Regions from separate parts of the Mus musculus genome. Here regions 1 and 2 are each linked to region 3. Evidence: chromatin loops called from intact Hi-C (ENCODE). Cell type or tissue: heart. All regions are shown on one strand. Links, peaks and the distances in the headings refer to the core of each region. The heading gives the core; the rest is flanking DNA.

The links. Peaks named below come from ENCODE experiments on the same cell type or tissue, not always from the same donor. Only the 100,000 strongest peaks of a DNase experiment are listed, where the experiment ranks them.
Region 1: it touches region 3 in a loop (2.9-fold over the local background); 6 of 42 quality-filtered maps call a loop at or near these places.
Region 2: a loop joins it to region 3, with 1.9 times the contacts of the local background. A loop is called at or near these places in 7 of 42 quality-filtered maps.

Annotation. Positions count from the first base shown.
Region 1 is chr2:157,745,113-157,755,537 of GRCm38, reverse strand. The region is part of intron 1 of Ctnnbl1 (catenin, beta like 1); the gene reads right to left. Among named protein-coding and RNA genes, the nearest start is that of Ctnnbl1, 13 kb to the right of the region's middle. In heart, for the core only: no CTCF peak of the experiment used is centred there; a DNase peak (open chromatin) is centred at 3,667; H3K4me3 peaks cover 646 bases; H3K27ac peaks cover 985 bases.
Region 2 is chr2:157,815,914-157,826,338 of GRCm38, reverse strand. It overlaps Ctnnbl1 (catenin, beta like 1), which reads right to left. Exons shown (of 16, transcript NM_025680.4): 8 at 8,512-8,584; 9 at 8,230-8,288; 10 at 6,737-6,885. Among named protein-coding and RNA genes, the nearest start is that of Ctnnbl1, 84 kb to the right of the region's middle. In heart, for the core only: no CTCF peak of the experiment used is centred there; no DNase peak of the experiment used is centred there; H3K4me3 peaks cover 883 bases; H3K27ac peaks cover 2,940 bases.
Region 3 is chr2:157,869,568-157,879,992 of GRCm38, reverse strand. It overlaps Ctnnbl1 (catenin, beta like 1), which reads right to left. Exons shown (of 16, transcript NM_025680.4): 13 at 8,805-8,885. Among named protein-coding and RNA genes, the nearest start is that of Vstm2l, 40 kb to the left of the region's middle. In heart, for the core only: no CTCF peak of the experiment used is centred there; DNase peaks (open chromatin) are centred at 6,032, 6,582 and 9,562; H3K27me3 peaks cover 866 bases.

The sequences.
Region 1 (10,425 bases), core at 637-8,636, 120 kb after region 3:
GTCACGTTAGAATGACTTCAGAAAGCCAGCCCCAGAGCTCTGCTGATATCTTTTCAACAACCTCTTAATCTTGTTTATAACACCTGTGTTAAGGCAACCTGACATCAATTCTACTCACTTGTCTCAGACTGAAATTACTCAGAAACTCGAGGATTCCCGTGAACATCACAACACCAGAGGCATGCTGCCTCAAACAGCCTGAAAGACAGAAGGCGTCCGCCTCTTAAAACAAAGCCACATCATGAGCCTTGCTGGGCCTTAAATTTCACACACACACACACAAAAGCATGAAGATCCTAGAATTGTGGGGTCTGAAGAACCCAGAAAATTCTCCCTACAGCTTTTTACCAAATGACCACTGAAGTGGCACAGCCACCACGGTCTGCAGGCCTGCTCCAGGTCATAAGTGCACCGCTTTCTTCCCAGTCCCGAGCGCGCCTTCTGCAGAGGTAATATTCCTGCTACCAAATGGAGCAAGTGGGGCTGCGAGAGACACCTCAGCATATTGCCCAAAGTCACAGAGCTGGAAAACGGTGGCGAAGAATTCAATCATGACAGAAGCAGCCTGCCTCACCTGCTTTCCGTGTTTACTGTACATCCCTGCCTGGGGCTCCTTACACTTAAAATGAGCTGACAGCAGTGATGTAGACATGTGCGTCCTAGGACTGTATGAAACACAAAACACCCAAGAAACTGATGGGAACTAGTCCACGAATACGGAGAAGGACAAGGGAAGAGAATGCACTTTGGTGACCGAATTTGCTGTCACTAGTGTGTGACCTTGGACAAATCACCATAAATCTTGGGGGGGGGGAGCCCCCCTACTGTTGTAAATAATATGGAGAAAAGCCAAACCCAGAAAAAGTCCACAACAAATATTAAACACACACATAATCTCTATATAATATATATGTACATATGCACATGTGTGTATATATATTTCATACATAGGAAATGGATATTCTCGAGCCAACTAACACAAAATAAAAACCAACCTTATTGCTTTGTGCAGGCTCATTTCTTGCCTATAAGTCTGGGTGCTGAGAAAAACAGCAATTATGGCCCACAGTGGACTTACAGTAAATCTCTGGCAAATAAATGAATCAATCGATCTCTTGCTTTAGGGTCAGAGGCAGCCCTAGTCTTTAAAAGAAATGCCAATCAACTCTCAGGTTATAGAAGGAACAGAATAGACCATCTGCTATTATTTAAAGCAAGTTTCCTATGAGTAAGACCAAGATCAGTCACAACACAGCTTAATCTACTTCATCAAGAAAGAAGCAGCAGCAAGGGGCTGAGATTTAGCTCCATCATGAAAGGCCTACCTAGCATATGTGAGGCCCTGGCTTCAGTGAAAAGAAATGTTTAAGAACAAAAACAAAGGTTGGAGAAATAACTCAGTGGATAAGAGTTCAAATACTCAGCACTCACATAAAAACCTGGTATGGTCACAGATGAACTGTGGTACCAATGATGTGGGGACAGACAGGAGGCTCACTAGGGTTTGCTGGCTAAAGATGGAGTGGTTGAAGAGGGAACGAAGAATGGTTGAATGTCTTTCTAGGGCCTCTACCTGGGCACTTCTCCTATGGACCCTCACATCGATAATCCCAGCAGGAAGAAAGTTGAGGCAGAAGAGCTGTAAACAGGCAACAGGAGAGATGGCAAACAACACTGTAGGTGACCCCCCAATGTATTCCCCAGTTTTGGGTGGCCACTTCCGTCACTCATCCACCCCTCACTCCATTCTTCCTTAGTCAAGGGCATTTACTGAGCAGTGTCCCCCCCCCGCCCCAGCAAGCTCTCATCTGGCCACAGCCTTAGAGGACCTCAGGGCAATGAGGAGAAGGGCATTTACATGTAACCAGTCTTTCTATACAAAAATGATACCTGTGGCAGGAACTACAAGGCCAATCAATGGTGCTGTGCCTCCCCATTCCCCATAAGTCTCTGCTGTCTTTATTTTAGGCTGCCGTCACTCATGGTCTTCTTCTAGGAAGAAGGGTCAACCTTCTCCTCCCCAGGTGTTCCATGCAGCAGCAGCTCTGGAGCCTCCCCTTCCTCTGCTCCAAATAGAGAGGAACACAGCACATGCACATCACACAGCTGGAGCCTCGCATGAAGTGTGGGCTTCAACATGGAAGTCACAGCCTGTCCTGTTTGTGGGTGGGTGACAGCCACTGCTCCTCTTTGAGCTGATTGTCATCTGCGGCTGTTTAGACACATCTTCCCTCTAAGTGACCCTCTTTTTCCATAAACACAAAGGCAACCTGCCAACTGGAGGGCAAGCTGCCTCTGCTGCAGAGGGGAGCCCTCAGGCCCAGCTGCACAACAACCCTCGGCCATGTCACCCCGCCAGGCTCAGTGTCATACCCCTGAGAAAAGTCACATTCACCGTGCTTGGCCATCACAAAGGTCACGTGGGCAAAAGAGCCTCTCTGCCACACAAAGTGAAGCAAGAGTCAAAATTGCTTTTTTAATTAAACTAAGACTTCCTCAACCTTCTGCTGACAACCCCAGGTACAACACAAAGCCCAGTATCAGCTACTAACCAGCCTCCAGGATTCGGAAGGACAGTCTGTGGCAGTCAGAGGAGGGAGGGGAAAATTACTAATTTAAACAAAATGTTTAATCTTCTAATTATGGGGCAGGCTCCAAGAGGATGGAAAGTGCTTTGCAATCTTCATTATGGAATCCCCACACGACCATGGCACAAGTCATGTCAGCCAGAGGCAGATGCCATCTCTCCTTCTCCTCTGAGCCTTCTGTGTCCTTGCCAGATCTGAGAGGAAGGAGGAAATCTAACAGAAGAAAAGTATAGGTGAACCATGAATTGTGGCTCTCCAGTTGGTTATGCTGGTGAGGCAGATGCCCCGTGAGAGGCTGGCGAGGCAACATCCCATGCTTCACTCGGCAGGCAGCCTGAGCAGCCCGAGGCCATCTCAAGCTCTGAGCCTAGCACAACTGCCCACCCCAGGTGCTGCTGGAGCAATTCTTTCCCCTTCTCTCCTCAGCACTGAGAAGCATGGAGAATCGGGGTGGCGCAGCAATGGCACCTCTGGTCAAAAAGAGAGCTGTCCCTCTGCAGATAGGCTTATCCCCTGGTTAATTTGCGTTATCTCTGCCTATTCAGATCTCAGTGCTAACTCAGGGGGAAAAGTCCCTGCAAGCCACTCTGACAAGTCTAATGGCAGAATTCCCATAGGGGACTGCTGGAGGCAACAGGGGAAGGCAATTATTCCCTTTCATTAGGGACAGGTCTTTTTTAAATTTTGAAATCAAGAAGTAGCCACATGCGGACACTGCTCGCAGCCTCTTACAGGACTGACAGAAACTGAAATGCCGCTCCGCCCCCAGCCCTGCCACCCCAAGCCAGTTGCAGAAGATGTGCTGGAGCCCTAGAAACGGCCGTGCCCCTAATTACCCGCTGCCGTGTGAGAGCAGGCTTGGAGGGGATGGCCGCAGATCTGGCAGATCAGCGACGACATGTAATCAGCAGCTCCGGCCCATGCAGCTGCTCTGCAGGAGCGCGGGGTTCACAGTTCCAAAGCTTCCCGCACAGCGCAGGTGCTGCGGGTCAGCTGTGCGTCCCAGGCCTGCCAGGGCTGCTTTCTTCATTCTCTCAGGCCAGGGTACTCAATGAAGGGCACTCTGCCCGCACTCTGTGCCAACCCTGGCACTAGGAGAGAGCTGCCTCTTGATTAGTGCACAACACAGAGGAAATGTGCAGGAAACAGCAGAGGCGGGAAAGCAATTATCTAAGGGAGAGCATGGCGTCAGCTGTGGCCTGACAGCACAAAGGTGGACTCTGCACCCCTTCAGCAGCCATGCTGGCCAGACTGCCCCTCCATGGCCTCTTGTCTGAGCCAGACCGTGTCACTCCACAGCTTAAGAGCCCTAATGACTTCCACTACACTGAGGACAAATGGCAGAGTTGGGTCCTCCCTCCTCCGGCTGACCTTGGGGCCTGTACTGGCAGTTCACAGCAGTATATGAGTTCATATGGCTGGCGTTCCCATCTCTTAGTTCTCAACTCAAATACCATCTCTTCAAGAGGCCCTCTAGAACTTTAAACAAGTTAATAACAGTCATTGCTACAGTTACACTGCCATGTTTTCTCTTACGACACATCTGAATCATCTTCCAGGACGTCTGCTTACATATTCTTATTTACTCGTTCTGGCTTACTGTCTGTCTCTCCTCCCTGGATAGAAGCCCCACACAGACAGGGGCTTTGACCAGAGTCTAGTGTAATACTTTACATGTAGTTGGCATTTAATAAGTGTGTAGACCGATTCAAGAACAAAAGGTTCAATATGGGCCACTAATCCACATAAAATTTACTAACCCCTGAAAATCTGGGTTGGCTCACCGCCTGACTCTGAGCATATGCCAGGGTGCCCTGGAAACAAGAGTAAACAATATCCTCTCTCCTTGCCAAGCCCTAGTAAACGACTAGGAAACAATAACAAAGGCAGACAGAGCCAAGACGGAGAACTTGCAGACTGCCCGAGAACTGGAAGAATAGAGGGCTTCCTGAGTGGGATTTACCCAAACCGTCCTCTCAAACAAAACTCAGGTGGGTTGGACATAATGACCACCAATGGGCGGTGGCCCAAACATGGCTCTTGAAGATTCAGAGAGAAGATACATCATCTGAGATGGTCCAGGTCCATTCCATTCATATAGTTCAGATGCTAGGAGCCAGCCAGCACACATGCAGAACGATTTCTAAAACAGACACCATTACATACTCAGGGGTGTAAAGAGCAGCAGAAGGAGAGGCTGCCAGAGAGCCTCGAGCACGAGAAAGGCACAATGGGCCAGGAATAGGCATCCTGAGCTCTGATGTCTGCTGCCTTCGAGGTGCCGTGGGATGCTGGGTGTGAGAAACTGGATGTGGATGCTAGCTAGAACAAAACCCGGGCTGGAGCAATGGCTCAGATGTCAAGAGCACTGAGTGTGCCTGCTGAGAGCCCAGGTTCAGTCGCCAGCAGTCTCGTGGCAGCTCAAAACTGTCCATAACTTCAGCTCTAAGGAATTTGATGCCCTCTTCTGACCTCCAGACACCAGGCATACATATGGTACACAGACATACGCATACACAAAATACGTCATACACATAAAAAAAGAAAAGAGAACCACAACAGCCACAGATCTAAATGAACAGCTCCCCTCCAAAAAAGGTACATGTCCAGAGAGAGGAAGCCCTACGGATGAGACATTCTCTAATGCCCACGATGCCAGTGTCAGGCCAAAGGAAAATGCCTTAAAGAAACAAAGACAAGCCTCAGTATCTTGTAGATGAATTCTACCAAAACTAAACTTTATCCAACAACCACAGTTTTCTGTGATAGCATTCAAAGAAGGAAACAAATGGCCTCAGAGGTTAGACAGACATCTCTCCCACGGCAGCACGAAGGAGTGACAGCAGACACCAAGGAGGAGAGTGAACAGCCAGGGAAAGTGGTCCAGGATCTCAACCCCTCTGCGGCATCATGCAGTGGTCACAGCTCTGCACAGGTCAGGAGAAAGCCTGCACACAGGGAACACGCACTCATCATGATAGCCTGCGTACACAGTGCAGCCTGCCGGAAAGGCGAAATGTGTATGCTCATGTGTGCTTAGGAGAATCTGTTTTCAAATTAATGAAGAGGACAGGAGGCATGATCATGGACAAAGTTCTGCTCTCAACTCCATCAGCCAGTAGCTGGGTCCTTAGGCAAGGTTCTCTCCTCCCTGGGTTCCAGCCTCCCCACGTGTAAGAGGAGGCAGGTGCAATGAGAACTTCTGGCTCCTCCTCACTCTGCACTCCCACCTCAACAGGCCTCTGAGACCTAGAAAATCTGTTTATGAAGAGCCTGCAGTTCACTCTCCACAGACAGCAGGCAAGCGGGAGTAGGCACAATTCAATACAACCTGCTCCACCTTCTACCTCATTACAGGCTTCTCTCAGCAGCCACCCCCGACTGATCAATAGTCCTCTTTTATCGCTGAGCTTCGATGTTCTGCTGGATCTTTGGTAGGTCTGTCTTCCCCCTGACCAACGGCTGCAACCCTGTTTCAGCTAAGCCATTACGTGACATCAAAATGCCCAATACTTTCTCTCATCATTAATCACTAATCTGAGATTCCACTGAAGTACCGTGGGCGGAGAAACCAGTGAAAGACAACCTGATAAACTCAAGAGCTGCAAAGAAAACAGCCTTCCAACAGTCCATACTAGAGTGCTGATACAGAGGGACGATTAGTTAAAGTCCAGTGGAATCCCAGCTGGGAAGCCCTCTGGCCACCTCTCAATTCTGGGCATTAACACAATAAGCATGTGAATGACATCAAGCAACTTGTTCAATGATCAATCCTACCTGCTTTTGGAAAGCAGGTATTTTGCTGTTTTGGATCCTTCTGGGGTCAGTTAGTACTGCAAGGCTAATGGGAAGGCCAGGACTGAGGTGGATGGTGTGTCTACACAAGGCTAACAATATTTTGCTGAGCATGGTAGTAGCACCTGTAATGCTAGCACATGGGAGGCTGAAGCAGGAGGATCATGGATTCCCAGCCAATTTGAGCTACACAGCTAGACTCCACCTAAAACAACAAAAACAAAAACCAAAATCAAGGGGTCAGGGTGATTGGATTAGTCAGTAAAGTACGTGTCACAAAACCACAGTGACCTGTGTTCCAGGCACAGCAGCCTATACCTATAACCGCAGCGCTGGAGAGGTGGAGATCGGCAGATCCCTGCAGCTCACTGGCCAGCCAGTCTGGACAAATAAGCTTCCAGGTGACATCTTGTCTCAAACGGTGGAGAGTAAGTGAAGATGATAACCAACATTTTTTCCTGTAACCCTGACTTGTGCACACAAACACACACCCCAAGGGGGCAAGGGGAGGGAGGGCACTTGCAACCCGGCCATACACACACCAAAAAATAAAGATAAGAGCTCCGTGGCTATTTACTAACCTCCAGGACAAGGATAACCCACTGTGTGTCTATCCGCCAGCCTGTATGGAGCTGGGATCCTAAGCTCACTCTGGAACTCTATGGAAAAGAAACCGGCTCTGAACAAGTCAGGTGAAAAGGCCAATGGCTGACTCCGAAAAGGCAAAAGAAGGCTCAGAACTCAGGCTCCATCTCCTAATTCCAGCTTCTCTCCAGCTACAAAAGACTCAGATCAAAACCACCCACTTCCCTCAGGATGACTGGGAGGAAAAGACAAAGGAAGAGGTGATTTGTAAGTGAGACTCCTGGTACCTGCTAAGCAGGAACTGTGATTTCCCAGTGCTGAGGAGGAGACCTGGGGAACAAATGGCAGCTGCTGGAGGCATAATTTTTGCTATCGGTGACGGCTAACTGTGGTGGAACAGGGCTGTGCTCTAGCCTACTGAGAATATGCTACACTGTGGAAGTGTGGGTGACAAACTGTTCTCATTTTGCTTTATTGAATTCTAAGCCTTATTCTCCAAGGAACCAAAGATCTTGGGAACACTGAGGCAGCTTTGCAAAATTTAAGACAAACTTGCTTCCTGGTAACATGTTTGTTTGGCATATCAAAAATAAACAGCTTCTATTTACTGAGAACTATACCAGCCACGCTGCCTCATTTAATCCTGTTGTTTTTTGGTTTTTTGTTTGTTTGTTTTTTTGGGTTTTTTAATATAGGTGATACCCAGACACGGAGGCACATGCCTTTAATCCCAGCACTCAAAAATCAGCAGCAGCAGACCTGTGAGTTCCAGGCCAGCCTGGTCTACATAGAATTCCAAGGCAGTCAGGACTACAAGGTAAGACCTTGGGGTTGTTTGTTTTTAAAAGATGGTAATGATAACGTAAGAATATTTCTAGAGATGGTGAACTAGAGGTAGTCCTGTTAGATGATCTCCATTTGAAAGATAAAAGCCAAGGCTTAAAGAGGTTAATTAACTGGACCAAGGTCACACAGCTAGCTCTCAGCAGGACTGGGGTTCAAATGCAGACCATCTGACCCACAGTCTGCATTCATCTGCCATGCTAAACATTAAAGCTACTTCACAGGTTTCCCATTCTTTCCTCCCACAGTACTGACGAGCTATTTTGAACCTCTGCATTCCCTGATGCAGTCATTTTTATATAGAAAAAATTCTCTATCGTGTTCAACCTTATACATTCAATCCCCCAACTGAAAAACAGTGGCAGCCACTGAAAGCACAGAAAGAGACTGGTCACCAATTTTACCCCCAGAATTAAGGAGGCTATTTATTCACTATGACCTACCCCAACCAGTCTTTCTGAAATGGAGAGGGAGTGGCTGCTGCATCTACCTCTATATGACCTCCATGCCTGAAGAAGAGCATTGTCTGTCAGCATACAAAGGAAATGGACCCTTATCTACCGTGACAACAGCACCACAGCACCACATCTGGGAAGCCACCTGAGTGGCAAAGCCTTGCAGGGCTACAGCTTGAGGTGATGGTGGAAACACGAGGACAAAAAGAAGGCTCTTAAGGACACAGCCCTCCTCCTCTGGGAAGCCTCTGTCCCACAGTGGGACTGTTTGGCTCAGGATCCCACACCTTGCTGATGCCACCCCATGTGGCAGCACTGTGTGGCACTGGGTGCCGGGACCTCAAACCTTTGGAGCTCCCTCTGGAATGCAAGCTCCCCAAGCTTCACTGGGCCTCTTCCTACCCAGACTGAGTCAGTCACTCACACAGGCACAGGCCTTCTCCTCCTGGAAGGAGTTGGCTCACAAGCTCATGCGGTCTAGGGGGAGAGAATCTTTCATCTCGCAGCACTTTCATCTCTGAGAAAGAGCCCCAAGGCTTCTTTCAAGTCACTGAGCAGCTGACAGCCCTGACTAAAATGTAAAGTTGGGCTGGGAGGAAGGGAGGGCGGGCGGGCGGGCGGGCGGGCAGAGGAGGAAGCAGAGGATTGTGTGATAGCTGAACATCTGGCCAGAAGTTCAGTCGACACAAGAAATGTCAATCAGAGCTCCAGGGCTAACAGGTAGCTACATAAAGGAGCTGAAGCGGAAGACTGGATGGGCTCCTCTGAAGGGACAAGACTGGGCCTACAGCCACACCTAGTAAAAAGTTGGGAACAAGCCAGGCGTGGTGGTGCACGCCTTTAATCCCAGCACTCGGGAGGCAGAGGCAGGCAGATTTCTGAGTTCGAGGCCAGCCTGGTCTACAAAGTGAGTTCCAGGACAGCCAGGACTATACAGAAAAACCCTGTCTCAAAAAACCAAAAAAAAAAAAAAAAAGTTAGGAACAGTGAGGCCCAAGAAATAGCTGACAGAAAAGGGCACAGGCATTCTTCAACGATGTGGGTTTTTTAAACCAGTACTCTTCAAACTCTGACACAGGAACCAAAGAACTATGACAATTAAATGCAGGAACCTCCACAGAACACTGAACTAAAAAAATGGAGCATTAGTGAGAGAGCCGGCAGCAGGTGCGAGCACATGCACACACACACACTTTTTTAAAGAGTTAAATTAGGTAAATTAGGGACTGGGAGATGGGTCATTGATTAAGGATACTGCAGCTCTTCCAGAGAAATCTAATTCCCGGCACCCATATAGCAGATCATAACTGTCTGTAATTCCATTCCCAGGGTATCTGATGCCCTCTTCTGGACTCTGAGTGCACTGCACCCAGAAGGTTCACATATGTGCAGCAAAACAGCCACACACATAAAATAACTAATTTAAAATAAATAAATAAATAAATAAATAAACAAATAAACAAATAAACTAATAAATAAGAGCCAGGTGGTGGTGGCGCACACCTTTGATCCCAGTGCCCAGGAGGCAGAGGCAGGTGAATCTCTTGAGTTCCAGGTCAGCCTAATCTACAAAGTGAGTTCCAGGACAGCCAAGGCTACAAAGAAAAACCCTGTCTTGAAAAACAAATGTACAAAAATGTAAGAGAAAAACTGTTCAGAAGGTGATGTGACAACCGTCCTCGGAAGGGAAAGGAAGGGCACCATCCCAGCCAGCAAGCGAGGCAGAGGAGGGTGAGCTTCCAAAAGAAGGAAACTCCACAGCACACATATCCCGTCCCCACCGTTAATCTGCACTTGACTAGCCCCAGCCCCCACCCCCCACCCCACCCCCAAGGCTGGTAAGATGGCTCTGCAGTTAAAAGCACTTGCTGCTCTTCCAGAGGACCTGGATTCAGCTCCCAGCACCCACTTGGCAGTTCACAACCATCTGTAACTCCAGGTTTCAGGAAATTTAATGCCCTCCTCTGGCCTCTTTGGCCACAAAGCATGCACATGGTACACATATGTACAACACAGAAAAACACTTACACTTATAAAATAGCAATAAATAAATCTTTAGAAGCAACATGGAAACACACCTTTGGGTGTATCTGTGTGGGAGTTTTTGACCCAGGAGGGAAGACCTTCCCTGAATACCAGCCCATGGACTAGGTTCCAGA
Region 2 (10,425 bases), core at 685-8,684, 53 kb after region 3:
ACATGGATGAGAGGACAAAGGCCAACGCCACGGTTTCACCGCCACCTCACACTAACTACCAAAATAGAAAACAACCTGTAAGCAACATGACACCAACTCTACCCCCTCCCACTGCAAAGCCCCTGCGCCGGGGCAGGCAGCAGAGGCTCTTCAGAGGGCTTGGCAGCATGACCAACCTGGGCCCACACAAGGCTTTGTAGATCCAGAAGGGTTCCAGTCACATGAAGTGTATTCTCAGACAGCATGAGGAAGTAGAAGTCAGTGAGGACAGACAACTGGAAAAGAGGACAGACAGCTGGAAAAGAGAACAGACAGCTAGAAAAGCACCCAATATTTGAGAACTTTACAACACACTTCTAAGTACTTCATTTTGGATGAAATAAAAATGAAAACACATGACAGCAAGAGAGCAGCCGGCTGCCTTGACTCTTCAGCGAGCAGGGATTTATAGCAGCACACACATTAGAAAATAACAGAGCCCTCAAATGAACAACCTCATATTTCTATCTTGAAAAGTCAAGAAATGAAGACCAGAGCAGAAATCTCCAACACAAAAAACCAGAAAAGGGGTAGAGAAAAATCATTAAACAAAGCTGGGTCTACAGACTTAAGGGAGAGCGAGGGTAGACTTGCACACAATAAGACTGTCAACAAACCAAAGTGATACATTTCTTGAAAGACAGGAGATACTCAAGTTACTCAGACAGAAACAGGTCACTGGAATAAATAAATCACCATCGGAATTAAGATTTTTCAAAAGATGACCGTGGAAAGGAAAAGGCAGAGCCCAGGGCAGAACACAATGCCTGCACCACAGGCCTGTCGGGCCTGTGTCCATGAGGCTGTACTCTTCATCACTGGCACAGTTTCCTGCACCCAAGGGCAGAGGATTTGATGAGAACTGACCAGCAGAGAGATGTGGGGATGAGTTTGCACTCAGATACCCAATACTGCTAGTCATAAGGAAAAACAAATTCTAACTGTATGAGACAACCCCCGCCACACACTGTGCAGACGTTAGCACGGCTCCACTAAAAGGCTGACCAAATGCTAATGGGAAACCAGGGCTCCTGGAACTCACACAGTGCCATGGGATTCAAAATGGCATCATTTTGCAAGCAGTTTGACAGAGCTTTAAAAACCAAAGTACACACCAGTTATATGGTTCCACTCAGCTCCTCAGTATTGACCCAAGATCAATGAGAACTGCGTGTGCCTGAAGCCTTGCACAGTTATGTTCATTCCTCTCAAGGGTTACAAACAGGATACAAACAGAGCATCAGTAAGTGAGTCAACAGACTGTGGCTTAGTCATATGATAAAATATTATTTGGTGGTGAAAAAGGAACAAGCTATTGATACACTGCAAGGATCAATCTCAAAACACATTACATGGTGAACTTGGTCAGATGAGCTGCCACACCCAGCCGAAAGCACATGCTATATGACTCCCTTTACACTGAATTCCATAAAATGAAATTTAATATATAGTGGCCAAAAAGCCAGTCAATTGTTACCTAGAAACAATGAGTCAGAGTGTACAGGGAAACTCAGGAGCGTGATAAAGGCAGATGTCATTAGGCTGGTGGCAAGGATGTGAAGGGTGGTCCACACATGGAGGACGCAGCAAACAGACACCTCAATTATGCACAATTTACCCTGGGCTGAAAAACAACTATGGAGTCAGACAGAAGGGCTCAGACAGGGCAGACAGGTCTGCCACAATTTCTGGTCAGCTAATCCGCTCCTACCACGGCATTCTCCATTTATGAAGTGGTACCATCAGCCTGCAGGACTGGGAAAGATTGCTCTGTGCCTGTGAAGCATTTGTCTGTTCTCAGAGAACAGGTGCAAACTATCGGGATCCATCTACGACAGAGCACTGGGATTTGGCTTACAGGCAAGGAACAACAAGCCACGGACGCATGCATGCACAGCTCAGAACATGCCCGGGCATCTTCAGCCCCACGGTGGCACAGCTGCCCACAGACCTGGCCCGAGGATCTCTTCTGCCTGATCCTAAGAGACTGGAGCTTAGAGAAGGCGCTAGCTCTTGGAACATGGTGAAGGTCGGGACTGAAAATGCAGAGTGGTTCAGACTGTTGTAACATGTATGGCCATCAAGAACAAAACCACTGGACTGCAGGAAAAAGACCAGGGAATGAACACCCAGGGCCCAGGATGCCCTCTTTACCCATATACTTTGCCACAAGCCCTGTTCAGAATGGGACCTGCTGAGCCTCACTCTGCAAATGGCATGTCAACACCCTCTCTGTCACATTCTTGAGAAAGGAAAACCTTCCTAAAAAACTCAGCAAAACCCAACCAAACAAGAATCAGTGATTCCTGGACGATGTGACTGTGTCCTTCTGTCTCTCTTTTTACCTGTACAGTTAATAACGGAGACGAGCTCACTCACTGTGTTTCTGCTACACAACTCAGGCTGGGCTGAGCACATCTCTGGGGAGCGTGGTGGTCTTCTGTCTAACTGGAACAATGTTTACAACAGAAGCAATAAGCCTCACGTCAACATTTTCAAAGAAATTGACAATGTAATTCTTCCTGTCCTGGCAGCTTGGCAGTTCCTGAAGAGCACCAAACTGTTCACAGCCAAGGACACACTGGTATAAAGTGCCTGCCGGCGCTGCAAGAAAGACTGTTGGGAGCACAGGCTAAAATTAACCCACATCTATTGAAATTTTCTATTTGTAGCAAGCATCTCACTGGAGAGAGACATCTGTGGGGATGAAGGAGGAGACAGCAGCTCCATCTCATTCAGGGCTTCTGGGGCAGTTACAGTGCCATCTCCCTTCCTGCCCCATTCCAGACTGTGTGTAATTCTGCAGACTGGCACCTCTCAATTCCACAGTCCTTTTTTTAAAAATGTCTTTTTTTCAAGACAGGGTTTCATTGTAGTCCTGTCTTGAAACTGGCTCTGTAGGCAAGGCTGGTCTCGAACTCACAGAGATCCAGCTGCCTCTACCTCTAGAGTACTAGGATTAATGTTCTTAAACAGCACAATAAACTGCAGCTCCTTTGAGTTTTATCTTTTTTCTTTTTCATTTTTTTCTCTTTTTCTCTTTTTGTGACAGGGTTTCTCTGTGCAGCTCTGGATGCCCTGGAACTCACTCTGTACACCTTGTAGTTCAAGGCTGACCTTGAACTCAGGGTCTCTCTGACTCCCTAGTGCTGAGATTAAAGACATTCACTGCTACACCCAGTTTTAAAATTTATTTTCCACTCAACCACCTCTGACTATAAAAATATCAGCTGGTTTTTGTCTTTACCTCAATTCTCCTGCTGCCTACCAAAAGGCCACCCCCCCCCCCCCGCCCCGCCGCCACCACCACCTTCTCTCTGCCCATCCTACACTGTCTACCATTGTTCTCAATTCTCAGACCAAGACAGAGGCCAGACATAGCACACCTTTATGTCAGAGACACCTCTCCCTAAAGGTGTCATGCTAGGCACTGCCCAGAGCCTCTGTGTGTTCTGCTAACAGCTATGGGACCACATGGGAAATGGGTTTTTTCCTTTCACTGTGGCTCCTACAGGACAGGACAGGATAGCTGCCTGCTGCTTCTATCGCAGCATGAGGCTCACTCTTCAATATGACCATAAAAATCTTTGCTTCTTTTTCAAGACGTCTTCATTTGTTCTTTGGCAGTGAGAGAAGCACAAATACATAAAAAGGGCCCCTCCCTGCCATTGATTCTGTCAAGTACTGTGAAATCCAGACAGCTCAGGAGTGAGGGAAAGTCACCTGACCACTCAGCTGGCCCCTGGTGGTACAGAGGAAAAAGACAAAGGCCAGAAGAATAGAGTCCAGTCCCACATCTGCTGAAGGCTGCCTTGAGCTGGAGCAGAAATGAGGCAGGGAATGCTACCCAAAACACAGCCCAGGAGGGCTCAGGAGGATGAAGGAAGACGGCTGAGAGTTCAAGGCTCAGAAGGGACAAGGCACTGGCTTTATGGGTGCAGGCGGAGCCTGGAACGGCCTGGCACTTAGGTCTCCTTGAATTTGAGCTTCAGTATCACAAATACCCTACAGCCTGTTCTTTGCTCTTCATCTTCTAAAAATGTGGCCAGGAAACCCAGGACAAAACACTTCACTCCATTGTCTTTAAACAAGTCTCTCTCCTCTCTGCAGCCTATCTATGGGTTCAGGTAGAAATTCTGCATCAGTGGCTCTAAACAGTAAGAGCATCCTCAGCTTTTCTAGCTCACACGGAGAAGATGGACTGGAAGCCACTGTACATCTATTGTTGGACAGGAGAAGATTGGATTGCTGCTCTGAGAAGCTCACAATCCAAACTGGGTATGGTAGTACCCTTAAATGCCAGAACTTAGAAAGCAGAGGCAGGAAGATCTCTGTGAGTTCCAGATTTTCAAGGACTACAGTCTCACAAAGAAAGCACCTCTAGTTCCGTTGAGTCAGACAAACATGCTGGCCATCTTGTGGTGTATCTAACACAGCAAACAAAGGTCTCCACATCTAGAATCTAAGAGGGCAGAGGACTAGGTTGGGAGATGTGACATGGGTAGAGGTTCAATAATAAACATCAAGTATTATCAGAGGAGATAATGAGATATTACAGCATCTAAAACAGTCTTGGTTGGAGCAGGGGAGAGAGAGAGAGGCAGAGACAGAGAGACAGAAGGAGACAGAGACAGGAGGCAGAGTTGGCTCTGAGAGGGGCAGGCTCTGGCTCCCAAGCCCCTTGGAGCTCTTTAATTAGCCTCCTAGAACCTCAGCATTCCAGTCTGAATAATCCATATTTCTGGTTATTTATTCAGCTCCCCACTGCTACACATTACAGAGCCATATGCTGAAGGAATTCATCACGTCACGTCTGCACTCAGCCATCCAGACACTGGCAGTTCAGGCCTGGAAGAAGCTTAGGGGAAAGTCCCTGGAGAGGGAAGCTTTAAGGTTAGAAAACCCAGAAAGCCAAATGCTTTACACACTGTTTGCTTGGGAGACAGCGGCCATTTCAATAAAGGCCAGGCAATTAGAAGGGTAAGAGACGAATGCTCTCAAGAAAGGAAAGCCAGAGTCACCTCAACAGCAAAGGCCTTGGAGTAATTTCCCAGAACTCTCTAAAGAACAATTTGCATTTAAAAGCAATTTCTCAAAAGAAGATTCTCAATCAATCCAGGGTCTAGGATACACTGTATGACAGCCGTATTTCAGCTCTCCACAAACCTTTTAAAGAAAAGGAACTTTAGAGTTCTGTACATTGATAATCCCCAAGTCATTTAAAACACAAAACTGGTCATTGTAGACTACGTCATGATAGTGGAAATGGCCGCAATGTTCCTTGTGTCCCTCAAGTAGTTACTGCCCTCTCATGACACTTATGTCACAGAATGACAAATACCACGGGAAGTTAAAAAGGAAACAATATGAAACGGTAGAATGTGGCAGGACTAAATGTTAAATCAAACAAACAAGTAACTCCCACCAAAATAATAATAAATGATGATATAATAATAGTAGTACTGACAATAAAACCAAGAAGACTCTATCTGCCCAAAGGTGGGCTACTCTTGGGTGACAGACTGGGGCATTTTAGCTTCTGGGAGGACTCGGCCTTGTTGGCAAGACACTTAACAAACACAGTAACTAAAAATATCCTAATAGAAAACAGAATGAGGGGGCTGGTGAGATGGCTCAGTGGGTAAGAGCACCCGACTGCTCTTCCGAAGGTCAGGAGTTCAAATCCCAGCAACCACATGGTGGCTCACAACCATCCGATCACGAGATCTGACTCCCTCTTCTGGAGTGTCTGAAGACAACTACATAGTGTACTTACATATAATAAATAAATAAATCTTTAAAAAAAAAAAAAAAAAAAAAAAAAAAAAAAAAAAAAAGAAAACAGAATGAACACCCACAGTCTAAATTATGCTTAATAAGTATACGTCCAATTTGTAAGGCACTTTCAGAGACATCTTTGTTCAGTTGTCACTGCATGTGACTAGAGGTTTTACGATGTTTGACCCCGGCTCAACTCCACGAATTCCATGATTAGAAAATTCCTAATGTGTTTGCAAGCAGCACCCAGAGCCTCTCAATTTCAAATGCTGTCCCTTAGTGGTACTCCATTCTGGTCACCTCCTCAGGAACTCTCTTTTCCTTCCCAGCCACATTTCTCAATAAAACACCCAAACAAGCCACTTCTCCACTTTATTTCCAACTTTAAGATTCTTTGGACTAACTGAGAAGCTGAAGCAGTGTTGTCTTTAGAGAGTAGAGCAGAACAAAAAAGATACATTAAAGGAAGTATAAGCCCACAGTTGTAGAAGCATCTTTCATATTTCATATTCCCTGTGCTTAGGCACACGGCACACACAGAATTCATTACTGAATGAATAAATATGAATATTTTGCTGTCAACGGCAGGAATATAGACAGAGAGATCTATGGAGCATACAGATTTTGAGACGAACAAGCCCAAAAGGTAATGCTTAGCTTTCTCCAAAACCAACACAATAAAAGAAACAAGGACATGATCCTCAGGGCAGTGGCTGCGTCACCAACTGACACCCGGCACACAAACGAGGCACAGCTTTATGTGCCAGCCCACCCTTCAGGAAAGCTCAGACACATCCCTAAATGAACACTGTCTGGATGAATGGGAAACTCAAGGGACTGAAGGACCACAGCTACGCATCCTAAAGTCAGGCTAGCAGTGCCGGGCAGACAGACAGGCACAGTGAGGACTGGGGCAAACCTGAGCATGAGGTTCATGAGCTGCAGCCCCTCGCCCTTCAGGAAGCGCTCTCGATTGGAGCTGAGCATTAAGCAGGAACAGAGCGCATCGAACAGGTTCTCCATCATTTCCTGCTCCTCAGCGGTGCTGGGGTTGTGTCTTTTAAATACCTGCCAAGGAGAGTAGAACGGAGCCATTAAAAAATGCGCACCCTACAGTTTCCAAAGCCCACCAAGGAAAGTGAACTCTACTAATGAAGCTCTCGCCAGTTTCCAGCTTAGAGAAACTGAGCTTTCTAGGTGTGGGCACTAAATAAAGATATACAAGTTCACATAAAAACACTGAGCCAAGCACTGGGCCGAGATTGACTGACAGCGTCAAGGCAGCAAGTCAGCCAAACAAAACAGCACACCTCAGGCCTTGGCCTCTGTGAAAATCAGAAAGAGACAAGGCCATACTGGACACACACAGTGAAACTGAGAGGGAACACGTCTGAAACCACAGCTCAGCTCCAAAACCAACTCTGGCAGAAAGCCCTACAGCCTTGTCCCTGCTCCGTCCAGCCCCACTTCACCCCCTTTCTACGGTACCCACAACCCAGAGTAGCCGATCCTATCTTAGGTGAAGAGGTGCTTCTTCACAGCGCGGCTGCTGCATTCCCCTCACTCAATAGCAGGGGCTCCGAGGCCCAGGCATGCATCTGGGCAGCTGTGCATGTCAGCGCTGAGCACGGGTTGGGAGAGCCCCTGAGCCAGCTGGGCAGGTGGCCCCATAGGGGCTGCAATCAGTGACTGCACAGCACTTCATGGGAACCGCAAACAGCTTCCCACCACAAAGCTCTATTTTTAGGGTGGAGGCCAAGTCACTCAGCGGCTGGCACGGCAGGAAAGCTGTATGCAAACTGCCGTCTCAGACACTCAACACTCTTCAGCCTGTATCCAAATGATCTATTTTCAGTGCTGTTTTGGAGTAACACAGATAAGGTTTTTGAGGAGGAACCCTGATGGCACTTCCAGACTGCCAGCAGGTAACATTTCAACTGGATTTACATTGCTTTCAACCAGCAAAAGGCACGTTCCACCTTCCCACTCCCGCCTGCAGTGCCACAACCATCCCTACTGTCCCGACCACCACGACCCTCGTGCCATGGAGCTGGAAACTGCTCTCCTTGCGCTCCCCTGGAACCTCAGTGAGCAGACAGACTCTTCTAGGGAAGGACCAAAGGGGAAGGAGCTGAACCGTGCTGGGTGCTAGAAAGGAACACAACTGGCTCATCCTGGCTGGGGACAGAGGAGAGCTCCCTACTTCTCCCTACTTTTGGATCAGCAGTTGGGAAGGGCTGTGCCAGTTTCACCATGACACTCGATCAGAAAGGGCCAGTGAGTAAGAAAAAAAGGTAAGCCCTGTGCTCCAGTGTGACCTCCAACCTGCCCTTGGTCCCCATGTGGCTGCCCCTTCCCATATTTCTACTTCTACCTCCCACTGAGAGCAGGCCCACAGGAACAGGTACTCACGGATAACTGCTGAAGAAGCACGTCAATGCCATCCAGCTCTCCCAGCAATTCCCTGTTTTCTAAAAGAAGGAAAATAAAGGGAGAAAAAAAAAAAGAAGCCAACTGTCAGATTTTACAGCCGTCTACCACTGATCCGTCAGCTAACAAAATCAATACAGCTTGACAGAGTACAAAAGCTGCACGGAGAGCAAGCAGAGAGCCCAGGCGATGCCAAAGGCAAGTTCACCGGATCTGAGACTGAGTGTGGCTCCCAGCCTGGCCTGTCTCTGTGAGGGCACTCACCGTCATTGTCCTGGAGGAGGATGGCCAGCACTTCACTACAGTACAGCTTGTTGGCATCGAAGGGCATCTTGGCCTGTGGGAAACAGAAACGAGAGAGCCATTAAGGAATCTTGCTCCCTTTCCAGGGCAAACTGTTTACCCACCAGATACGAGGAGGTTAAAGGAAAGGCAGGTTAGGGGGACCAGATACATGTTCTCAATGCTAAATAACAAAGGGACAGAGTAGCCCTACCCAGTGTGTGAATGTACCCTCCTCCACAGAGCATACCTTGTGCCCATATTTTAAGTCTAGAGACTGTGTATCCCCAAGGCAAGTAAGAGAAAGTTTTGAGCTTATAAGATTAAAACATATGAAACTCCAATTTACAAGTTACAACCAGAAAATGAGGCTGTAAATTAGCTGATACATGATCAGAGAAGTTGAAAAGAAAGCAAGTTCTTGTTGAGATTAGCTAAAAATATTTATAACGAAGTAGCTCCTTTTGGAATTTTTTTAATGTTTAAAATTTAATTTGAACCCATAAACCTATCTGCTTATAGGCCATAATCTGCCTACTATTTAAAAAGGAAACCACATTAAATATGCAAAAATGTGTTAATATTTTAATACCTAAATTACTACCCACAATTCTTCCCTTGCTGTGTGCTCTGCAGCTCGCAGCCGCAGAGGGGACACCCGCAGAGGGGACACGTCCACTGCAGAGACCATCTTTCATGGCTGCCCAGTTACTCCAGCTGCAAGACTTTAACATGGCACCATCAGTGGCACCGTGCAAACCTCGCTGATGTTTTTACCTAAGAGAGCCAGGTCCTTGAGATACAGACACACAGACAATGGCTTTAATCAGCACAACTCCTGCTTTGTAGCTAGGTTTTTGAAATGACAAATAATTTCTGTAGCTGCAGAGGACAGGGCAAGTGTTCATACTGAAGCTGGCACCTCCATCACCCTGCACCATTCACAGAGCTGTTTGGACATTGATTTTGTACTTAAGGAGGAAGAGCGGTAGCGTCTAATCAAGAAACAGCCAGTGCTGGTTCAGTTTCTGTGCACGTCTTCTTCATCAAGCCCAAGTGCACCTCACAGGGTTTTAGGAGGGAGCTGCATCTGACTCATCTCAGGTTAAAAGACCCATAAGTGCAAGGCTGTATACATGCTGGCTGTACTGCATGCTCCCTGGGCAAGCTGGAGGCCTGATTTCAAGAAATCTGTATAACAGCCAGAGCTTAACTACAGTCTACAGTATATTTTGCCTGAAGAAAAGTGGTTTTATAAACTTAAAACACGGGGCTAGAAAGCCAGGCAGTGGACAGCAGTCAGGAGCAAGGGTTCTTCAACTAGTCAAGTGCTTACTCAAGTTACTTAAGCCCCCACTGTTGTGATTAGATTTAAATGATTTTAGCCACATAACTACATAACTTTACGTGTAGCTTTTCAAAAGCCAGGATATTTTGAAACAGGGTACTCTAAAATAAAGGAAGGCCAATGACGACACTGGGCCACCACATCAATGTATTTTTGAACTGAAAGAAGGCCAATGACACTGGCTATTGTGATAATGGTCTTTCTGGGCTTCCATGCCTCTTGTCTTTTACAGAACTTCATAGACTTCTGTCTCCAAGTTAAAAGGGAATCTTTCTCTTCCTTTCGATAACTAATTATTGGCTACCTGCTATATGTAAGATAGAGAATTGAGGACCACAACAAAGAGAGGTAAATTAAAGCTGAAGCCTGTTGACCATTATGTAACTTGCTATGCTACCTATGTGCCACAAAGTCTGGTGTTCCCAAATTGAGCTGAGGAAGTTGGGTTGGCAGATTGAATTCACCACAGGCTATGTTGAGATTTTTCAGGGACAAGTTGGTGACACTTGACAGCTGTGAAGTACTGTACACACTGCTCAAGGTCCCTT
Region 3 (10,425 bases), core at 1,764-9,763:
TTCTGTTCTGTTTGCAAAGGACACGATACAGCAAGTCCCTGCCTTCCTCTACCCTTGGTCTTGGCACCACAAAGTCCACATCTGACAGACACTCTAAGGGTGCCGAAGACTCCCAAATGACTATTAGCACAGCTCAAGTTATACAGCTGCCTGGGACTTGTGTCTGGGGAATACAGAAACTTAAGGATTTAAAATGTTCACTGTAAGCTTCTCCATCCAATCTCTTTCCTAGTGAATGGATCCCATAGTGACGCAGGTCTCAGGCATGCCAATGATTTTGTTCTACAGACAGACAAGCAAACCTGTAGGGTAGTTGAGATACATTGAACAAAGCCCACCCACAGGAGAGGCACATTTCAAGAACGATTGCACAAGGAACAGAGTGCTGGCTGAGTGGCCTCTGCATTGTCTACCCTGCAGCCCAGACTTTCTTTAGCACAGTGACACAAATACTAAGCTAACAGATCATCCAGGGCTGAAGTACCTTCCTAGCTAGGTGCCAGGATTTCTGCCTGTTTGAGGTTGTGTGGATGGATTTAGGCTGACGGATGGCGGTGATCAGGGGAGCCAGTTCAAGAAATGCCTGGTGCTGGAGCCAAACATTAACACCTGAGCTGGGCATGGCAGTTAACCATTCAGATCACCCTCCCATAAGTAAATTAAACCTCCCTACAACAAACACACAGCCGCTGGGTCTGCCACTGCACTGGGCAGATAATTCACAACCAACTTGGGTATGCAAATCAAGTGCTCCTCCGCTGGGGCTGTTAAAGAGATATTGAGTCTGGGTGCACATGCCACCCCACTTACCAAGTTTCAGAAGGAGAATCTCTACATATGCTTCCTGTACATGGAACAGGACAGGAGTTTTAAAGTCTTAAAGCCTTCCAGAGAATCTCTACATATGCTGGAATTCACACGGAACAGGACAGGAGTTAAGTTTTAAAGCCTTCCACAGGGAGGTGAAAGTGACTGCCTTCTGCCCTGTGTGGCCCCTGCTGGGCATGGGTAGCAGGTTTCACCTTCAGATTCCAGAGGGAAAAAGCTGAGACATATATCACGTGACTACTGCAGCCCTTCAGTGGGTGAGTCCAGCATCCTTCCCTGGCGCAAGGCCTTTCCTTTAGTCTGTTCATTTTCAGCAAAAGTGTTTTTTCCTGAGTGCCAGGCTGCCCCGGATGAATAATATTTCTTCCTCTGAACCCCAAGAGGTAAGAGGTAAGAGGTATGACTATATCCACATTCCACATTGGAAGCTTAGGGCAGAGAGGCCCACACTCTGGCTCCAAGCCTGTGTTCCCTTTCATAGTGTAAAAGAGCATCATCTTAGTAGCATGGACCACTCCAGCATTAGCCACTGTCTTTAAGTTATATGGGAATTAGTGTAAACCAGGAACATTAAACATAGGGATTCTTGGCCTGCCTTTCTCCCAGTAAAGAAGATATTTAGAAATGAGAGGAGGGCCGGGATGTAGCCTGGCTGGAGAGTGGGTACCTCCCACCTCATGCTCCCGACACCCTTGGGTTTGCATCTCAGCCATCTCATCATGGTGGTATACACCTGCAACCCTACTGCTTGAGGGGTGGAGGCAGGGGACCAGAAACTGAGGACAATCCTTGGTTAGCTACAGAGTAGTTTAATACTAGGCTGGCACACATGGGACCGTGTGAAAGCATGGTGGGTGAGGGAGGAGAGACTAGAGCTAGATCAGAAGATTCCATATTCAGTTTGGGAGACAGAGTGAGAAGACACCCTGCTAGGCTTTGTTTTGCTCACTCTGTACACGAGGGCTGGGATAAAATCTTAGATGGTAATTGAGTGAATGGTGCACTGTAAGTGGAACAGATTGCAGTTCCCAGCAGCATAAGCCTGTCGGAGGGTTGCTAAAATAAACAGATTCATCGCCAAAGATACCAGAGAGGGGAATGTGGAACGTCAAGGTGCTATTACTGCAGGCTGGTGTGTTCTCTCTTTCAGCTGCATCTCCACTGTAAATGTTAATCTGGCTTTGGAAGCACAACCAAACCACCAGTTTCCCTTGCCTCTCTCTGGCACAAGCCCTTGGAGGGCTCTGATGGCATTTCTCATCTGCCCTGACAGGTAGTGAGCTAGCTGTCTCAGGCTGAGGGAAGGGGACCATCATAAAGAGGTGGCTGTGAACCCTTTACATGCAGCCCCAACTGGAAGTGGTAAATGGAGACAAGAGATGCAAATGTCCCCAAATAAAGCCCTTCCTCCAAATGCCTCTAAAATAGGGTGCAGATCTTAGAAGCCTGTCTTCTCAGCTGGGAAGCGGGAGGCTAGGAATCTGGGGTTCGGTGTGTGTGCATAAAAATCCACGGCTGGCTCTTAGGCCAGGGCCTGGTCATAAGGAGGAGGCTGATTACACAAGCACACTTGCATGTGCCAGGTTCCCACAAATGGCCTTGTCCCTCCTAGAACAAAGGGCACTTTCCACTCTGTGTGGCAAAGCTGGTACTTAACCTGGCTATACAGGGTTCCTTGGTTCTGTTGTGCCTCCTTTCCCCTAAAAAACAAACAAACAAAACCCCAAACACCCAACTGTTCATTTTTGCCAACAGGGAACAAGTATTGAGAGGCAGAGTTCCCACCATAGCAGGTATTATCAGAAAATGATGGTTCTATGGGGAGAAAGTACACGCAAACTCTACCAGTGAGGACTCCACTGGATTGGAGGACGGACGGACAAGCACGCAGGCCAGAGCCACTTGTGACAATAATTCTGACGAACAGCCTCTTAAGCCAGGGACTATCTGTGCTTAGGTTCCACTGCGCAAGATCAGTGCTCTTATACTCACTTTCGCCAGTAAGCAAAGCAGGGAGTTCAAGGGAGGCAGAGCCAGAACAGTGGCCAAGTCTCTCATCTGCATCCCGAGGCTGTGGTGCAGATGTGCTTAGTACCACGGCGAGGCTCTGGGCATCCTCAGGGATGGGTTTCTAAGAACTGAGGGAGACTACTACTGCAGCTGCTCTGTATGACAGGCACCACACACACACACACACACACACACACACACACACACACACACACACCTAATATCTGTCTACACACCCGAGCCCTGAAGGCTACTGAAGGGGCGGGCAGCCAGCTGCAGCAGAGGAGGGTGCGGAAGAGATGCTGCAGACATAACGGGCAAGTGTCCAGTGGGTGTTTCAGCCTTGGGTCTGAGATTCTTCTGCCTCGGTCTCCCAAGAGCTGAGATTATGGCTGTGCACTACCACACCTGGCTCTTGCAGATTTGAGAAAGTGAATCCAGAAGCAACAAGTGGCTTCTTCATGTAGTGATGGGCAAGGGATGTGGCAGGGCCTGGTTTAGGTTCACCTACAAGCGGATGGTATCACAACAACACTGGATTGACTGTGTGTGTGTGTGAGTGTGTGTGTGAGTGTTGGGAATGGTCTAAGCAAGTATGCACGTAGATACTCTCTGGGTAGGGTGAGGAAGACCCACAGGGCACACTCCTAGAGTAAGGAGCCTAGTTAGGTGGCTGCTGTGTGAAAGCAAAGGAAGTGATGAAGCCCGTGGCAGTGAGAAGGGCTGGGAGCCAATGCCGGTAGAGCTTGTCTGGTGGATGTGAGGCAGCAGATGGCTTCCAGGGTCTGACTGGTTACACTGGTGAATGGTCCTAGGGTGTTCCCACTCTGCGGACCCCATGGTTTGGGTTTGACTTAATGAGCCAGAGGAGCCTATAAGTGACATCCAGGTACACCGGACTGTGAGCCTACAGAGGTATGGGAGGGGGCACAGCCCTAACCCTTGCAAACCCGACAACAAGCCTGGGAGGTGGCGGAGAGGTGAGATGTTAGCTTCACTGAGTGAGCACTCAGTTTCAGAAAGGAAAAGCACTGTGCTCAGGGCCACGATGCTGTAAGGCAAGTGCAGGGGTGTGGATCCAGAACTCAGACCTACTGACTTCTTTTCCAGTAACTGATTGGAAATGACTGTCAGAGAAGCAGGAGGCACCAAAGGGGCCATGGCTGAAACAGTGGGTGTCCAAAGAGGGCAGTAGGAGACAGGAAAAGACACCCTCCCCACTAGCTTCTACTGGCAAACTCCCTGGCTGAGAAAGTCTGTGAGGTACTGGCTTAAAGATGGGCTGAGAGGAACTCTCAGCAGGATGCACTCTCTCTTTTTTAAAGCTTGCTTTGGAAGCTTCCAGCATAGTTAGTAGAACAGCAGAAACCAGATCTCCACCTGGCGCTCAGGGTCACGCACCCCACATGCTCATTCCACCCTTCACCCCCGTTCACCCATATCTTCAAGTGAGTTCTGGATGCTGAAGAAACAGCCAGTCTGCTTAAGATATCAAGTCCTGTGGATACTGTTTCATTACAGAGTCCATCTTTTTCTTTGCAGGATAAAGCCTAGAATGACTTAACTGTGGCAAAATTAGCATGCAATTTGTAAGTCATTACGGTGAGAAGTATGTGGTGAGAACACTTTATTGAATAAACCTGCTGAGTATAATTTTCCCAGGAACTAAGAAAGAAAAGCCTCTCTCTAAGGCTCTCCTCCCTCTTTCAGAAATCCCTGCCAGCACCTATCTAATTACGTCTTGCTTCTGAAGGCAGCTTCTGTACGCTGAACCCACAGGGATCCTGGTCTTTTCTGGGCTTCAGCCTGTTTGGGGAGCCCAGTGAAATCTGCTGAGACAAGCGCCCTGGATATTTACTGATCACGAGGGCTGCTGCTTGCTGGAAGAGTTGGAAACATTACACGGCCTTTAAAAGTTCAAATCTTGTTAACCAGGAGCCCCTGGGGTATGTCCAACTTCACTCTGGATCTCAAGGACACTGAGTACAGCCGGAACACACTGGGCACCAACCAGCCCAAGGCATGGACGGCGCTCTCTTCCAGTTATGTACTGCTGTAGTAATATACTATGAACTGAAAATGCTAAAATAATCTAGTGCTGGAGGAGTCCCATGCATGCTTCTAAGCATGTTTGTTTCCTTAGTGCAGACAGCTGCAGGACTGGGGATGTTGCTCCACAGGAGAGCATTTGCCCTGCATGTGTAAGGCCCTGGCTTCTATTCCTAACACTGCAAGCAACAAGACAAGACCCATCACCAACCAAACACTATGCTACTGCTGCAGTCACATTAGAATCTACTTGTGTGTACTTTCAAGTATTTTCAGTGAGAGGGGTTGTGTGGGGTTTTGTTGTTTTGTAAACTAAGCACTACCAGCAAAAATGAAAGTTCTGGAACAACGTGGAGGTAGGCAGATCCCTCCATCCTTAACACCCAGGGGGCAGACAACGAACTCCCTCAAGGAGCAGTGGTCCTTTCCTCAGGCTCAGGGTGAAAATCTTAAGAGGAGACCATGCTGGGGTGGTGATGGTGCACACCTTTAGTCCCAGTACTGGGGAGGCAGAGACAGGTGGATCTCTGAGTTTGAGGCCAGCCTGGCCTACAGAGTGAGTTCCAGGACAGTCAGGGCTACACAAAAAGAAACCCTGCCTCAGAAAAACCAAAACCAACCAACCACCACCACCAACAAAATGACAGGCACAGAGGAAGCAAACAAGCACACTGCCTACCAGCTATGAAGGGACGGGTTTTATGACTATTTCTCTGAGGTGGGCACATATTTAATGAGATCTGACCTTGTAGGAGGCACTAGCTCTAATACCCAAGGCAGGAAGACAGGGCTGGAGGTGTAGGGAAGGCAGAGAACCAACTGGGAGTTAACAGGGACCTCCCAGAGAAAAGGAAACAAAGGCTCTCTGCCTGTTCCTGGTGCTGGGTCAGGCGTTACTTGTTATACCACTACCTACCCAGTTTCTCCAAGCACAAAAATTCAAACACCTTAAAAACAAATGGGGAAAAATAGTCCGGGCCAGTGAGGCTATGTGTCCTGAGCAGAGAGTCAGGGAAAGGCCACCTCCCTGGTCCCCCCTCCTCTCCCAGGGTCTGGCAGTAGACTGAAAAACCCCATCCCTACTTGGTGTGCATGTGGAAGAGTCACAGAGTCACTGGGGTGGCTTGAGCTGCCCTCTGGGTCCCTGGCTCTCCCCAGCAGCACACACCACACTCAGGTTTCTAATTGGCACTTGGGCCTCTCGTCTTTGGCCAGTGCCTGGTCCAGCACTTGGCCCAGAACAGGAGTCTATCAACATTTGCCAAATGACTGGATTCTCTCCACTGAATCTTGGTCAAGTGCAAACCACATACAGAGAAATGGAGGTTTTCAGGGAAAGGTTAGGGTGAGAGACACTGAAAAGCCAATGTTTGACTCTGTTATCTAGAGTGGGTGTCCTTTCAGGCTTAGTGAAATACTAGACCCTCATTCCTAATCTGAGGGTCACTGCCATCCAAATGCCTTAGAAATAGTGCTTGCATCAGCACTGGCTGAGGAGTTCCCACTCGGTGTAGAACGTCTGTACTGGGAGCAGGGAGAGCAGCTGTCCATGACTTAGAGAGGACAACAGGAGGAAGGGGTGAAAGGGAGCTTGTGTTGCTCTGTGACACAACACCCATGAGGTGGCTTCATCTGCCAAGACAGCCCAAGTGCTGGCAGCAAATGCCTCTCACCAACATGCCCCTCCTGCCTTGGCTCTTGGAGCAGCACGAGGCTGCTGAGCACTAATGGCCTTGGAATGTTTGCCAGTGCCCAGCAAAACGGCCTTGGCACCAAGGAGACAGCTGTTTGTCAGCGAATGGCAGGGCCCGAGTTGGTGGCACACAGCAGCCTGCTGGAGGCTGGGGGTGGGGCTGCAGCCATCACTCTCCCTCACTGCAAACCAATTCCACACCCTCTTCAATGCAGATAATGGATCATCTTTGGGGAAGCACACCAAGGACCCTAACAGTGACGTGCAAGGTGCTCCCAACACTCAAGTGCCTACTGGTCTTCCTCGGAGTGTGTACCCCCACCTCTAACAAAGCACCTGGCTGTGCCATTAAGTGAAACACTAAGCTAAAGGGACCTAGGAGCCACACGAGGAACAGTGACAAGCCATGACTGATAGTAACTTCAAGATGGTGTATCTGCCTCCCAGGTTTTCTTCTGCCACTTGGAATCTGCTCCAGCAGGTTCTATGAGGGGCTATGGCTGGGCTAGAGTTCCGGTGGTGTCATGGCTGCTCCCACACAGAAGTAGAGCATCTTCATTTGTGTCTAGTTGTCACTCTCACAAAGAAAGGCTCCCTTACTGTGGCACTCATCAGTCCCCCAGTGCCCCTCAGGTATCAGATAGAATGAAGGAGGGGGTGAGGAGCGTGCCTAGGTACCTAAGCCTAGCTCAGTGTTTACAGACTCAGCCTGTACCTGAGGTTGTATCTCTGTGTGAAGAAGAAAGTCCCTATTAATCAATTCAATCAATCAGCCAACACTTGAGCACTGACTGGGCTTAGAGATCACAGGCAAGCTCCAAGACTGAGTCACAGTTACAGTCTACTGCTCTGCCTAGGTGGACTTGTGCTTTGTGTCAGAGTTGAAGTGGCAAAGAAACAAGTCTCAGGCTCCTCTGTTCACCCCAGCTCCAGCTTGGCTGTGCAATGCAGATGAGCAGAGTTCTGCAGGCTGCGGGGTGGATGCCCAACACTCCTGGCAGAGAGGCTCCAAAGCTGCGAGGGTCTCTTCAAGGTGAGAATTGAGAGATTCAGAAAATCAAGATCACAAGGAAACTTGGGGCTCCGGCAGACTGCTAAAAGCAGGAAAGGGCTCACACTGTACTGTGGCTACACACTGGGGGGTGTCCACAGGTCAGAACACAGACTGGACAATAGGGAAATGTGAAAACTTGCTCTACTTAAGATGTGTGCTAAGTAAGGCATAGGCCTGGAGACTGAATGATATAGAGGCAGGGAGAATCGGGGGAGGGCAGCAGCTAACAGAAGAGTAGGTAAGACCCCTCAAGAAGGAAACCCAGCCAGGCTCATGAGTTTCCTGGGTCCTCAGAAAGCTGCAGGACCAGAAGACAGGACCAGGTATGCCAGCTTAGGGCGTGGCCTGGCCACAGAGGTGGAGCCTTTACTCCATGTGCCTTCTGCATATGGGAAGCTGGATCTGCTGACTTCTCAGCTTCCTCCTGCTCTCCTACTCTGGGATCCCTTTCCTTAGAGTCACATCCCCCCACTTCCTCAGGACAACGGCAGCCAGCAACTGACCAATACAACTTGGTCACCATGGTACCAAGTCCTGGCACTGTCCTTGGGCACTTCTGAGAGTTGTGCTTGTCTAGGATCTTGTCTAACTCCTAGGATGACCCTGGCCAGTCCTACATCCACCCTCTTAAAAGCTAACCACTTGAAGGGTAGTTACACTGTGACTGTCAATCTTCACAGTTGACCTCTGTGGAAATGCACATCGGGTATGAGTGTGAGGTTGTTTTCAGAAGGCAGATCCACCCAGCATCATCCCATGGGCTGGGGTCTGGATAAAGACTGGATAAAGAGAGGAGAGGAAGCTAAGCCCCAGCCCCAGCCTCTTCCCACTTGGTGACTGCAGGCGCCGTGTGATGGGCTGCCTCAATCTGCTACTGCAATGCCCATGGACAGATAGACTGTACGGCCTATGGACAGACAGACTGTATGGCCTCAAACTGTGAGCCAGCGTGAATCCCTCTCCCCGGGACTTGTCAGGCATTTGATCAAAACAGTAACAGTAACTAATACACATGAATACACAGCAGTCTCTGGCTCTGCTCTTAGGACTTTAGGTGGCCCACGGCTGCAGGCACACCTTTGTCCTACCTGTCCTGTGTAGAGAGGAGGCACACAAAGGACCAAATGGAGTGTGTGTCAGGGACTGTCAAGAAGTGGGCAGGGTACGTACATGTTTCTCCCCTTCAATCTTCTTGTCGGCCACCTGCATTGCGCTGAGATATTTAAAATGCAGCTCCATTAGTCTGTCAACCTGAAAGAGAGCCACAGGCAGGGAGAGGAGGGATGAGCACACTGCCTGCAAAGGAAGGCCACACCGCCACTTCTGACATGGGGATGAGCATCAGGACATGCTCAGAGCAGACAGAGGTGCTGCTGAGAACACGGCATCAGCCAGCATGCAGCAGCTTGAACATGTGCCCTGGAACAAAGAAGGAGTGCGGGCCCCTCTGGGGCCCCTCCTGCCGGCCCCTTTGGGGCTCCTGAGAATTCTAGTTAACAGCAAATAAATAAGTCAACATTTGAGTCTCTTCTTGCAAAGAGAAGATGCTTGAAGTTACACACTTGATATTCACTTAGAACTTAGATTTCTTTTTTCCAACCAAAACCTTTCATGTTCTGATTCTGCCCCAGAGCTGATCTTTTTTTCAATAATAAAAAAAAAAATGCCTGAGTAAAATCTTTTTAGTTGCTTTTGAGTTGGAAGAGAGAGCCAGAAAAACTCCTTCAGTAACTTGAGAAAAGACTTTGACGTCTGTTCAGAAATAACTTGAGTCAGTTTTCAGCTTAGTAGAGCCATCTTGGAACACAGCCTGGGGACACTGAGCAGGTTTGGAAAGGTTCATTTTCCCAAGACCTTCAAAGGACAGAAAGTGCTGCCGCGATGCCGGCCAGACTTCTGACCTATCCACCAGGCTGGCACCACCTTGGCTCTCTGGCAAGCAGTATTTTTCTGCACAGGAGCTGATATCATGTTGCTCCAACAACACAGCCACCGACAGCCCAGGCAGATCACACCCCAGCCCCAACCCTTGGCAGCTGCCGGTGACTTGGTGAATTTATGCATTTCCCTCCACATGTTTCTTTGTCCATGATTTCCTTAAACCATGAAAAACCACATCAGATAACAGAGAAGTGCTCTCACTCTTCCTACAAACACGTGGAGACTGGAACACAGCCGTGACTACTGAGATGCTCCGTGCTGTGGTACATTGCTACCAAGCAGCACAAACAGTTGAAGGTGGGCTCAAAGAGGCAGAACAAGATCTCTGAAGACTGTGCCCCAGCCCTACTGTGGCTATAAGCAGGAACGTACTTATCGTGTGTTGAAAGGGGACTCTGAGCCTTCCTTCTATTCCTATGGAACTGCCTACCACACAGGGTGTGAAGAGATGTACTGGCTTCCTTGCTCAGCAACCTGGGTTCGAGTCCCAGCTCCGGTAGTATTAGTAGCACGACCTGGGACAAGTCCCTGGATGTCTCTAACTTTCAGTTTCCTAGTGAGAATGTGAATGTCAGGGACTCTAGGATAACTACAGCTTCACATAGTACAATGAAGGGGGCTGCTGGTTCCCCACCCCACAGCAGTGGCTCAGTGAATGGCTGCTACTGCTATTGCTGAATTCTATTGGTTTGGGATGAGAAATGGCAATATGAAGTGCCATCACTCTCAGTTAGCATAGAGACCATTACCACCAGCTTCCACAGCCTACCCGGGGCTGCTCAGCAGCTCCTTCTTAAGACCTGTCTGTCCTTCCTCACCTTTGGGAAGGTCAGTCAACCCTTTCACAGGA